2 separate regions of the Homo sapiens genome follow, and region 2 is linked to region 1. A link is a contact called in ENCODE Hi-C or POLR2A ChIA-PET data. All regions are on one chromosome and are shown on one strand. The core of a region is the stretch at or near the end of the contact, and the rest is flanking DNA. Distances in the headings are between cores, read along the strand shown.

The links. A loop is a pair of places that touch in the nucleus more often than their neighbours do. ChIA-PET counts read pairs that join two places held with the same protein, here RNA polymerase II (POLR2A). Pooled maps may share reads with other maps.
Region 2: a pooled map shows a loop between it and region 1 (1.8-fold over the local background). The contact joins two enhancer-like sites. A Hi-C loop is called at or near these places in 15 of 168 maps with a recorded cell type or tissue (Calu3, IMR-90, MCF 10A and 11 more), 9 of 37 single-sample maps with no recorded cell type and 12 of 50 pooled maps. POLR2A ChIA-PET finds 5 or more read pairs at or near these places in 8 of 52 experiments (AG04450, GM12878, MCF 10A and 5 more).

What each region holds. Positions count from the first base shown.
Region 1 is chr3:127,759,564-127,765,949 of GRCh38, forward strand. The region is part of intron 3 of MGLL (monoglyceride lipase); the gene reads right to left. Among named protein-coding and RNA genes, the nearest start is that of MGLL, 60 kb to the right of the region's middle. RefSeq lists enhancers at 3,407-3,456, 5,247-5,296, 5,417-5,536, 5,617-5,666. Within about 2 kb of position 2,693, at least 15 of the 41 ENCODE cell types and tissues checked have a DNase peak (open chromatin) inside an H3K27ac peak, as active enhancers do; they include GM12878, where a contact is called at or near this core.
Region 2 is chr3:127,796,323-127,802,708 of GRCh38, forward strand. The region is part of intron 2 of MGLL (monoglyceride lipase); the gene reads right to left. Among named protein-coding and RNA genes, the nearest start is that of MGLL, 23 kb to the right of the region's middle. Within about 2 kb of position 3,654, at least 7 of the 41 ENCODE cell types and tissues checked have a DNase peak (open chromatin) inside an H3K27ac peak, as active enhancers do; they include GM12878, where a contact is called at or near this core.

The sequences.
Region 1 (6,386 bases), core at 1,443-3,942:
CACCTTCCCCTGCTTAGAGGTCATTTTCCAAGGAAGGGAAGAGAGAATGTAATTCACAGAAGCAGTGCCACTTTACAGAGATGCTTTGAGCCCAGAGATCCCGATGACTTCAGAGACTCTTGGTTCTCGTGTGGACTGGGAGGAAGGAGTGGCCTGATGCAGAGCTCCTACCTGCTCAGATCAGCCCAGCTCCTTCTCCCTCACTCAACACAGGGTCCTTGGAATCGGTCCCTTTGGCCTTCAGATGATTCTCCTTTTTTGGTAAGAAAGCTTCCACTGAATAAAACCTTTAAGTGATTTTTCCAATCTGGTGGCGTCTGTACAATAACTGAGGAGAGAAATAATTATGATTATGGGGTCTGAATGATCCAGCACTTCTCCACGACTCTGAGGAGGAGGCAGCTGGCCCCTGCCTCTCACATTGACTGTCTTTGCGGGCAGGCCCTGCTTAGACGGCTTGGTTTTCTGCGTTGGAGAAAGGAAGCCAGTGGTGTAGCAGGGAGAGCGCTGGATGTGCACACAGCTTTCAAAGAAAAGCAAAGGAAAGATGACGGGAGGGAAGGGCAGAGCCACACAGGGGTGGAAGCATCCATTTATGGGACATTGAGTTTGTGTGGGGTCCTATGAGCTAACGTTTCCATAGGAAGCCTCAGGCCTAACATACAGATGGGAAATCTGAGGCTCAGAGAGGTCAAGTGACTGTCCTGGACACACAGGTATAAAGAGTAGGCCAGGCCACTCTGCCTCCACCCAGCAGGTTCACATAACAGAACTCTCTGGGCTAAGCTCCACTTGTCAACAGGGGACCAACCCCTCTGGGCTCACACCATGCCACACAGGGCACGTGGGTGCTGAGGAATGAAGGTGAAAGGACCTTGTTCTCCCCCTGCAGTCAGCCCCGATGCTGGCTCTGTCCCTCATCCAGGCTCAGGCGCCACCTCTGGGAGTCAGAGCATCTTCTAGCAGAGCCTTGGCAGGAGGCGAGGTGAGGAGCTGGCACGGCACCCCTGACAGACTGCGCGTCGCAAGCTATTCCTGGAGCCGCTGCGGCACTTCTGTCAGATGATGCAGAAACCCCAGGGCCACTCGCCTGGGGGCTGTGCCCCACGCCAAGCTGCTCAGAGGCACAGCACTGATTGGGGGGCGCTGGTCCAATGGAACCTGCGGCTCTGCACCCCAAAGCATTTTCCCAAAAGTTAAAACTGTAGCAAGGTGCAAGTGTGTAAGAATTTCAGTCCGACTTTGCCCCCTAATGACTGTGAGCTTGAATAAATCAGGCAGCATCTCTGAGCTTGTTTCCTCCATAGGGACGTTGCCTGCCTTACTCTGCTGCCGTAGGATTAAATGGGGTGATCCGTGGAAAAAATTATTAGCACAGAAGTCATGGATTTTTCCAGCTGGGCAAGCGTTATTTGATTTTCTTTAAACAGGGCTCATCCTCCAGGCCAAATTCATACCCACACATACAGGATTCACAAGTGTGAACTTGAGCGTATCCAAAGAAACCATCATTTCTGTGAAATGCCTTGTAATTCTGCAAGCCTTCACTGAGCAGCTGCTATGAGCAAGGTGCCACACAGATGCGGAGAGCAGAGGCCCCAGTTGCTGTGTTCAGATAACGTACAATTCCCTGTGGCCATCCGGACCCTTCGCACTATCAAGGGGCCCACCGCCTGGGAGGGATTTCTGGGGTGCTGATGACCAGACTGCGTCACTTTCCAGGGCCCACTGGGCAAACTGGCTTCTCCCCTGCTGCTGTGTCTTGTTAGAGCCACCGTGTTGTGTTGGGGGTGCTGGCTTAGTTTAGGGTGGGGATGAGAAGCTTTGAGGGACCAGGGTGGAGGCCTCCCCAGGGCTCCTCCTTCTCCAGCAAGCAGTACTAACCTCCACAGCCAGGGTGGAAGCCACAGAACACTCAGAGACAGCAGTCAAAGAGGCCACTTCTGCACTGCCTGGACCAGAGACTGCAAACTGCCCTTCAAGCTGCATTTCAAGTGCCTTCTGTGTGTGTGTCCACGTGTTCCCCTAAGCGACTGGGCTACACCAGTCCACCACAAAGGTACTGTGGGTTTCCTCTTTTGGCTGGTGAGGACACGGAGGCACAGAGAGGGCTGGCGCACAGCCGGCCGTGGGCAGAGCTGGACTGCCACGCAGGCTGCCTCCCTCCTGGCACGTTCGGCTCCTCGCTTCATCGGCCGGGCCCTTGGGACCCCAGCTCTTCAGGGAGGGACTCCAGGCAGAGCTTCATTCTCAAATGCCCAGACAAGCACTAAATATGCGTAGTGCACCCAGCGCACTTGCCGGGGAGTTGTGACTGCATCTGAGGATCCCATGCAAGGTTTGGGTCCTCTGTTTGCTTTTTAATTTCTCCCTTTACCTCTAACAGGGGAGAAACCAAGACACCGAGAACACAGCTTAATAGATCTGTGATTTGGAATTCTGATCCTGGCTCTACCACTCCTGGCTTGTTGTCTCTCCTGTAAAATGAAAATGACGATGGCTTTACCTGCCTTGGAAAATGAAATGAAATGAAATAGAGAATATGAAGCCCTTCAGAAAGGGCAGCCTGACAGTGCAGTCGTGGTTTATTGCTTCCACGTTAGTGACACATGAAGCACCTTGTCTGCCGGCATGCGGTTCTCTTTTCATTTTGAGCAGGACCCCACTGGGCTCTGCTCCTGAGCTCTCCGCGTCCTCCCCGCCTGCCCTGACGGTTGGCAGCATTACAGCCGTTTATTTTTAGTTCTTGGTGGGCCAGCCATTTCCTGGTCACATGCTGTTTGAGCTCCCACTTCAGAAAGGCTCAGCTCACAAGACAGACTCTGCCCATTCCCACCCCCAGCCTTTCTTAAGGGCTGTGTCAAAGCGAAGCCAGCCCTGACCCTACCTATTTTAAAGTTCCTTTGAGGAGTCCTTTCTTCTGGTCCACTTGCAGCCAGAGTGATTTTGAAGTTTAATTTACGAAATGGGTGGAGAGGTGCACAGAACCTGGTTCTGGGAGCTGGGGCCTGAGATCCGGGTCCAAAACTGCCACCAACTGGTGGGACCTCGAAGTCTGTCCCCTACCCTTGTACAATGAGAAAGGGAGGGGCAGAGGCTTCGTTGCAGGTTCCTTGCAGCCCACTGCTCTGTCAGGGACCATCAAATGAGAGCAGTTCTGGTCATTACTGCAGCTTCAGTTATGAGTATGCACGTAGTAACAGGTGCACTTCCTGCATGCTGCTCTGGGCCAGGGCCTGTTCCAAGCAATTTATCAATGGTAAGTTTACAGATTGGAGCTCTACACCTAGGTACCATTATTACCATCTCAACTTCACAGACAGGAGATGTGATGGGGACGCCTCAGGCCAGGTCTGTGTTTGTGCCCTGCAGCTGGGACTGGAACCCAGTGTCACTCCAGACTCTGCCTTCCCCCCATGGCAGCCTCCCCAGCTTTGCCCTTGATCTTCATGTGTGCTGGATCACAGTGTGTCACTCTGATTGGGGAAAGATGTGTGATCCACCCTCCTTGAATGTCTTTAGGGAAATACTCAGTATTTGGAGATAGAAAAACAACAACCACCATGCAAGGTCCTTATTACCTAGGCAGGGTGCAGCGATGTGGATTCATAGGATGTCAGGTGTGCGGTGAGTGTGCAGGCTGCCCCAGCAGCCAGGGGACAGGTGTGCCAGAAAGAAAGGCTCCGGAGGGTACATCATCTCCAAGATGGATTTGAAGATGCCAGTCTGAGGATGATAGCAACAACTGCCAAAGACCGAAACGGCTTCTTCTGGGGACCTAGAGTGATGTCTGTTTTCTTCTCACCCTCTGGCCCCGCGAAGCCAGGTTGGATGCAGAAAACACTGGGCTGTACCCAGTTGCTGTGGTAGCACGGGCCCCTCAGGCTCAAGGCCAGCTCTGACTCAGTAGAATGGGGGACCCTCACAAGCATGCCACAGTGTGGCTTCTGCTTGCCAAGGGGCCTGCCACAGCAGCCACGGCCATCTGGATCTCGGACCCTGCCCAAGCAACCTGGGTGGGGACATCTCCCTGGAGCCCCACCTGGACCTGTGCTGAGGCCAATCCAGCCCCTGACCTGGCCTGGAGTGGACCTCTGTCTGTGCCCTAAGCTCGGCCACTGTGGTCCTTCCCTCTGTGCTGCCTCGCTGAGCTTCCTTCCTTCCCCTCCCGCCCCTTCTCCTCTTCCTACTGCCCTCCCGTCCTCAAACTCTCCCAGAGACTGAACCCCTGTGTGGGGGAGGGGGAGGTAAGGCTAAACTGCAGATGGGTCTTGTCCTCAAGGAGCAGCTAAGTTTACTGATGTCGCCGTAGTCATTACACCCACCTCAGTGTGCAGTCTCAGCTGCGTGCTGGGAAGACAGGAAAGGAAGACCCAGGTTCCGACATGGGTGGAAGCAAGAGGCTCCACCTCCACCCTCCTCCCTCCCGGCTCTCAGGCGCTCCTCCAGCTTCTCGGAGCTTGCATGCCACTGTCTAAGCTGCAAATCCCCAATGCCCATCACATGGCCTCTCTGGGTGGCACCCCATGCCTGATGCTGAAGTTGCCTGAATACCACCCCCAGCTGTGTTCCCCTTTCCTCTCAGATGCAGGAACCCACCTCTGACATGATAAAGATGGGCCCTGGGAGGGGCACACACTCTCCTCTGTGAGCATCTGCTCCCACCACAGACTCCTGGGGTTCTAGGAAGCCTAATGGCCTAAAGACAAAGGGCAACTCTGTCTCATTTGGGGAAGAAGTCGTGCCAGAGAGAACGAGGCTGCAGACCTGGAGTGGAAGGGGTCCCACTGGCCTCTCAGCACCTTGTGACTTTACTATGTCTCCCTGCCTGCAGAATGGGCGTACAGATATCAAGGCCATATACTTGTGGTGCAGAATAAAAGAGAAGAAGGACGGAAAGCCCCCAGGAGAGGCCCGGGCCACAGTTGTGCTCTGCTGTGGGTGAGAAGAGGTGCATGTTTGGGAAGCTCACGTGCTCTCCTCATCTGTAATAATTACCACACCTACTCCAAGGCTGTAATGAGGTTCAAGGCAACGTCTGAAAAGCTTTGCATCGATAATCAGGCATATGATAAATATTAATTAATGTTAAATATGAATATCATCTCTCTCTGAGAATTCTTATAAATACTCCATGCCGTAGGTAATATCACACCACTTTTCAAATTTGGAAGCCACACTAGTTAGCATGAAACTGTGACTGGAGTCAAATCAGGTTTTCCTAAGGCGGAAAAGTAGTCACCCCAACATAGCCAATATTTATGGAGTACTCTCTGTGGGTCAGGCCCCCCACATAGAGGAGCTCATTTGGTTCCTTTTTAATCCCCCTACTGACCCTATGGGGTAGAGACTTTGACTCATCCTTTACTGTAGATGAGAAAACTGAGATGCAGAGAGGTTAGTAACTTGCCCAGAGTCACATAGCAAATAAGTGGTTAAACTGACTCAAATTCAGGCCTTTCAGACAACAAGGACCACCTATTTGTTCTACACCCAAATATAACCTGCATATATGTTATAATTAGCTACATCTTTTCTCAGCTCCTGAACCACAGCAAATAGCATCCCTGGTGCCGAGAAGAATTTCATTTCCTAGAATTATTCAGTCTTTCTTTTTAACACAGGATCACGTGTAAGTAATTTGACTTTTTTTCTCCTCCAACAAGTGACTCATTTAAACACTTCAGAAACGGCTTCTTCTGGGGACCTAGAGTGATGTCTGTTTTCTTCTCACCAGGAAACCTTAAATATTTTCATCTGAGAGACCGTATGAATAATTTTGAATGAATGACTACGCCTTTGGGGTAAATTCCTTCTGAAAGATAACCAGGTGGTAAATTATCAGGCCGCTGGGCACTAGAATGAGAAGAGATGGTGCTGGGTCTCCAGGAGTGTCCATTTGGCTTCCAAAGCCCCCAACACAGATCTGCGATTCAGCATTCAGATGGCACACTTGCTGCGGCCCTCGGAAGAGCCACGTGTTCTTGTCACTTCAGTGAAGCTGAGTGAACAATGTGCCCAATTCCTGTGTGAATAGCTCAGGGTTCACATTGTACCTGCCACAGCAACCACTTTGTAAATTTTTAAAAACAAGTTCAACAGTGGGTAAACGAACAGAAACACGTACCCCCAACATCACTGAAGGGAAGCCCAGAAGGCTGATGAAGAAGAGTGTTCCCGCAGGAACGGCCGCATGTGGCCGCATCGCTCCAGATTAGCTAACATGGGAAGCATGAACAACTTTCTATAGAAAAGATGGGGGCTGTCTATTTAATTTCAGGGAACTGAAAAAAAAAGTTTCTCTTCTCAGCCAGTGACTAATGTGTGGTGAGGAGAGCAGGGGTCTGTGTGTTGGGGAAGAGGACAGTATGGGGGCTTGTTGAGCA
Region 2 (6,386 bases), core at 2,404-4,903, 38 kb after region 1:
GCCTAATTCTGAGAAGCTTCAATTCACAATTTCCCTACAGGACTATGTCACCACTACTTAGAGATTCAAGCCTTTAGTGCACAATGAATCTGCAGTTGGATCTTTCATATTTAGCTTGGACTGTCATTAAAAAAGCACTGTGGAGCCAATGCATTAGGGTTGCCAAAATCAGTCTGGCTTCAAAACCTCTTGGTTAAGTATCCAGTAGATGAGAAACCTCCCTGCTGCGTGATTAGTGGTAGGGCAGAATTTCATTTGAGACCAGTCCATCTTGACTCCTGGGTCAGCAGGACATAAGAACACTATCATACAACCCTCAAAACAGTGATGTACTGCAGCCAACGGTGCCCTATGGTGAGTGTCACGCAATGTTTAGAATCGTGCACTCTTCTGAGCACTGAACCTCAGCAAAGCTCTCCCAGCGTAAGGATAATTAAATTCTAAAGTAGGCCTACCCTGAAGTTATTCAACTAGAAAATTACAAGCCACAGCAAAGATGTATTTCCATATAAATGTGCGAAAGCAAATCCAGCATCCACCAGCCTGAAACAGACGGGGACGGAGAGCCTGGTGCATTTACCACCTAATTTATCATGCTGCTAACATCTCTCTTTGGGCACTTATCACATTCCCCCGGGGCGACTGCCTGCCTTACCCAGCCTGCTAAGCTGAGAGGTTCTGGAAGGCGGATGCCTTACCCACTCTGCAGAGCTCCGTGGGAGGCCTGCAATCCACTGGTGTGCTTGAGGACAGGGTGGCAGAGGAGAAGCCTGTGATGCTGTGCAGTCCCCAGGCACGAGAGGCCATGCTGTGCCACATACATGACTGTCACTGTTGGCTGTGTGACCGCATCAAAATCGTCTCTCCAGTTGTCTTTCACCATCCCTCTGCAGAGGGTGTATCCCAGGACTGCTTTCCACTCAGCTTCTGGGACATTCTGTGTGGCTGTCCCTGAGAACACCTGGGCAAAGCTGAGAATCCTCCTGGCTTTTTGCAGGCAAAAAAAAAATGTTCCTGAGGCGAATAAGAGAACCATGTCTCCTAAGTAATATTCCCCTCGACCTGTCAAGACTCAGTCTAGTCTTGCTCCGCATGCAGCCTATTTTCTGAGCTGGAAGGCTCCTGAAAATAGAAACTCAGGGTGAAAAGATGGAGGTTGAACACAATCCTTTTATTATGGCTGTCTATGATTCCTTATTTATATGCCTAAGACATATAATGCCTAAGACATCCGGAATGTCACTAGACTCCTCAAATATTCCAGATTAGAAAAACAAACAACATAAAAATCAACTTTTTTTTTGAGACTTGGTCTTCTTCTGTCACCCAGGCTGGAGTGCAGTGGTGTAATCATGGCTCACTGCAGCCTCAAACTCCCGGGCTCAAGCGGTCCTCCCACCTCAGCCTCCTGAGTAGCTGGGACTATAGGCGCGAGCCACCACTGCCCAGCTGATTTTTATTTTTTGTAGAGACAGGGTTTCACCATGTTGCCCAGATTGGTCTTGAACTCCTGAGTCAAGTGATTCTCCCACCTGGGCTTCCCAAAGTGCTGGGATTACAGGCATGTGGGCCCACCATACCTGGCCCACCGTACCTGGCCCAAAATTCTTTATATAGCATATATTTCTCCAGTGTATCTCTAACCTTCATCTCCAACTTTGCCCAGGTTGATGTCATCCAGAGCAGCAAGGGGTGTGTGACATTTCATTGTGAAACAGATATATGTATTAAAAAGTACAAACAACTGATCTGCACAGGTCAAATAATCATAACAGGTGGAAACCCGATGTACCTACTAACAGTCAAAGACACAGAGCACATGACCAGCACCTTGCAAGCACAGTGCATACCTTTCTCCCTGCAGGAGCAACCCACTGTCCAGAGTTTTGTGATAATCACTCTTTTGCTTTTCTTCGTATCTATGTATGCAGGAAAGCAGGAGCCTGTTCAGGTTCTCTATGCGTCAGACTCTAGCCCATGAAGTGAATTCTTTGGGTGCCATAAAACAGGCAGCACGTCTCTCTGAGCTCCCACCTTCAGCTTCAGCCTCTGCTTTGCTCTGAGTCACAGTCCTGGGGCTCCGAAGTACCCTGCTGGGACCCCAGGGCCCTGTTCTTGCCTCTGTGGCCCCTGCCTGTCCTCTTGTGGAGCTGCCACTGGACTCTGGGTTCCAGGACTTCCTCCTTGGACAGGCCCTTTGCTGAGTCTTCACTTCTCTTGGATTTGTTCTTTCCATTCCCTCTGCTGTCACTCCCAGACCTTATTACCCCAACAGCCTGAACAATCCCAACAGCCTCCTAACTCCACACCCTGCCCCCAGTTTCCCCCACTCAAATCTGTGCTCACACAAATGCCATATTCCTGTTGTGTCAACAGCCAAAATCACTGATGTCTCTGCACTTACATCATCTCCCCGCACCTTTGTGTGGCCTCTCCTCCACTCAGGATGCCCTTCCCATCCTCCTCACCTGCAGGAAGGTTCCTATCAGTAGGAGGCTGGGCTCCACAGCCTTTCCAGGTACCCCAGTCACTGGGGCCCTGGTCAGGGTGTCCACAATGAAGTGAGGTCACAGGTGGTGCAGCCAAGCTGGAGAGCACCCGAGGGAAGCTGAGGGCAGAGCAGGGGAGCAGTCTCAGGAGCATTGCCTTTCAAGCCTGCAGCTGGATTCCCACGATGAAGGGAGAACTTGGAGCCAAACACCAAAGGCCTAGATAGGGCCCTGCCCAGTGTCCCTGAGTCCATGGACTCATTGTTCTCTCGAGGACACATTCTTAGGACATCATAGAACATGTAATGCAAATTGCCAGGGACCAAGTGCTCCTAAGAAGCCAGGGAGGACACTCACGGCTGTGGAGCATCTACGTGCCCCAGAAACTCACCCATTATCTCAGCAGGTCCTCCTCCTGGCCCTTTGACATAAGTAGCCTGAGCATCAGTTTTCCAGATGAGGAAACTGAGGCTTCCAGGGGTGAGTGAAGCTATTCGTTAGGATCAGAAGAGCCGGGCCTCGAATGTGGACTCTCCCAACTTCGAATCTGCACTTTGCCCTTTCTACCACCCTCAAGACCAGCTCCAAATCCTGCCCTCACCACTCACCAGTCATGGGATTTCTGATGCTTCCAGAACTCCTCTGAAACTACCCTGCCTCCCTCAGAGTGGGTGAGAAGGTGAAAGAGATTACGCACACGAACAGCATTTTGCCAGCTGTATCCTACTACAAGTGGGCTACCTCAAGTCCTTTCTCAGCACAAGATGTGTGTAAATACACCAGGTTGAATGAGTGAATGAAATCCACCAGTCAACTCTCTTTCCTCTTTCCTGATTCCTGGCTGATGTCTCATCTCCCGGCTGTGCCTCAGGAAGAGACAGTGAATCAGGCATCTTGGCAGCCCCCAAGCAGCTCACTACAGTAGTACCGGCAAAGGAAGGGCTTCATATTTATGAAATGAATAGATGACCCCATGTCTGCATATGATCATGAATGCATTTAACACTGTCCTGTGGTAGCCCAGTCTTAATATTCACAAAAGAGAAGATGGTCTTTATGGTAGACTGCAAACTGATTGCCCCAAACTGCATTCTCTCTTCTGTAGTTACAGAGTTTTATAGAATTTTAACTGTTCATATGGCTGCCCAGATAGAGACCATATTTCCCAGACTTCCCTGCAGCTAGGTGTGGCCGTATGACTAAGTTATGCCAATAGAATATGAATAGAAGTGACGTATGCAATTTCTACAACACCTACTTGAAATAATCTGCTTGCCTTAGACTTGCTCTTTCTCCTCCCCATGGTCAGGAACACAGAGAAGGCAATGACCAGCTTTGGTGATTGAACCACACTCTAAGTGGTGGTGGGGCAACAAGATGGAAGGAACCTAGGTCCCTGAATGGCCATGTGGAGCCCAGTGACCCTACCAACTTGGACTGCTCACCTCTGGACTGCTAAGTGAGAGCAAAATAAACCTCTCTCTTATTTCAGCCACTAAATTTTGAGGTCTCTGTGCTCAGCCTGCACCTTAACAAATGCAGACTATCATTAATAAGACCCCTTACATGGGGAATAGCCAGTTGACTTGAGTTCAGATCTAGGCTCTGTGACTTCCTACTTCTGTGAGTTTGGGCAAGTTGCTGAACTACTGTTTCTTCATCTGTGAAATGAGGAGAACCATAGGACCTGTAGTGAGAATTAAACAACATAGAATATACACAATAAAGTTGGCTACTGTTATGGCTACTGTTATAATCATCTTATCAAAATGTTTTCCTGCCTGTGGAGCCCCAGCCAGGCTACCCGTGCATTAGTCAGCCTATACCAGAGGAAACAGCTTTTATGTTGGTCCCCTGTGTGGTTAGTTATGTGTCTTCCTGCCACAACTGATCTTATGTCCTCACATTCATTTTCATGCAAAAGCCCTAGCAAGCCAAGTGTGGTAGTAAGAACTACCCACTGGTTGGCCTGGGAACTTACTGGTAACAGTCAGAGCATGTGCTTCACCCCCTGAGGTGTCTAAGCATTGTAGCCAACAAGAAATCCCTTCAACTGCCTTTCCCTCCTCTAAACTCAGCTCAGAGTCCCGTAGAGCTCACCGGGTACCAGGCCAGCTTCAGAAGAAGCTGCTGATAAATTTAGAAGTCAGAGAGAGTACGTATAGTCAGAGAGAGAAGAGCAATGCTACTAATTAAAAAGGGGTAATGAGCCAGGTGCGGTGGCTCACGCCTGTAATCCCAGCACTTTGGGAGGCCAAGGCAGGTGGATTGCCTAAGGTCAGGAGTTCTAGACCAGCCTGACTAACATGGTGAAACCCCATCTCTAGTAAAAATACAAAAACTAGCCAGGCCTGATGGCAAGCGCCTGTAATCCCAGATACTCAGGAGGCTGAGGCAGGAGAATCGCTTGAACCCAGGAAGTGGAGGTTGCAGTGAGCCGAGATAGCGCCATTGCACTCCAGCCTGGGCAACAAGAGTGAAACTCCATCTCAAAAAAAAAAAAAAAAAAGGAGTGGGGGTAACGGCCAGGCGCGGCGGCTCACGCCTGTAATCTCAGCACTTTGTGAGGCTGAGGCTGGTGGATCACCTGAGATCAGGATTTCAAGACCAGCCTGACCAACATGGTGAAACCCCATCCCTACTAAAAATACAAAATTAGCCAGGCCTGGTGGTGCATGCCTGTAATCTCAGCTACTTGGGAGGCTGAGGCAGGAGAATCACTTGAACCCGGGAGGCGGAGGTTGCAGTGAGCCGAGATCGCACCATTGCACTCCAGCCTGGGCAACAAGAACAAAACTCCGTCTCAAAAATAAAATACAATAAAACAAAATTAAAAGGGGTGACATTTCCAAGAAAAGTTCAGATGCATGCAAGGTTCTGGAGTAGTCCCTAAAGTATTTATTTCCTTTAAAAAAGAAAGAAAAAATATATATGTATATGTTATGTATTTTAAAATATGTATTTATAATAATATAATAAATATATCATATATTTTATAATATAAAATATTTATATATATAATTTTTTTTCTAGAAAGGATGAAGCCCTATGAAAGTAGCTGGAAGGCTGCTGTGGCCACAGCTGTAACCCAACAGGAAGAACCCATGCTTGTCACCAGACAGAGGCCCACACAGCTCACAGCCCTCTATTTCTTATTTAACAGAGATTCCTTGAGAGCTCTGTCTGGCCAGGCACTGGGTTAGGCTCTGGGGACACATCTCAGACCAAGTCCCTACCCTTATGGAACTTCCAGTCTAGTGTGGACCCAGAATAATTAGCAGATGAGCATATGCCAGGCCGGGTTGGGCACCCTGAGCCAAGCATGTCAGGGTCAGGAGACAGGGGACATCCGCTCCATACCACACAGCACAGGCCTGCTTCCTATAGGACTGGAGATGCTAGAGTTGCGGAGTGTAAGAGATACTAGGTTCAAGAGTTTGGTCTTGAACTTCACTTACTTAGGTGCATACCTGTTTGCTGCTCATAAAATGCAAACAGGACCAAAGTGTGGAGGCCCACCGAGGCGGTCAGCAGCCTGACAGCCCTGGTGCCCAGGTGCAATAACAAGCAAAACCGACATCCTGCATTCCCTAATTAAGCCTGATTAGCCTCTCCCACACTTTCCCATCCTCCTGTAATCTCCTACAGGTGCAGAAAATATGTCAGTGCCAGTGGGGTGAGATGGATAATCACCCCCCTTGTACTAGGCTGGAAACTTAGATGGCTATTATTACTCCTCCAACACAAGATATCTACTGCCTCAAAATTATTTCATATGCTTTGGGGATGCAAGCTCCAGGAGTGATTTATTTTTAATCGAAAAGCAGTTCTGCATTATAGGAGGCCAAGAGATTAAGAACCTTTATTAACATGTGCGATCTCTTCAGATGCCTCTTC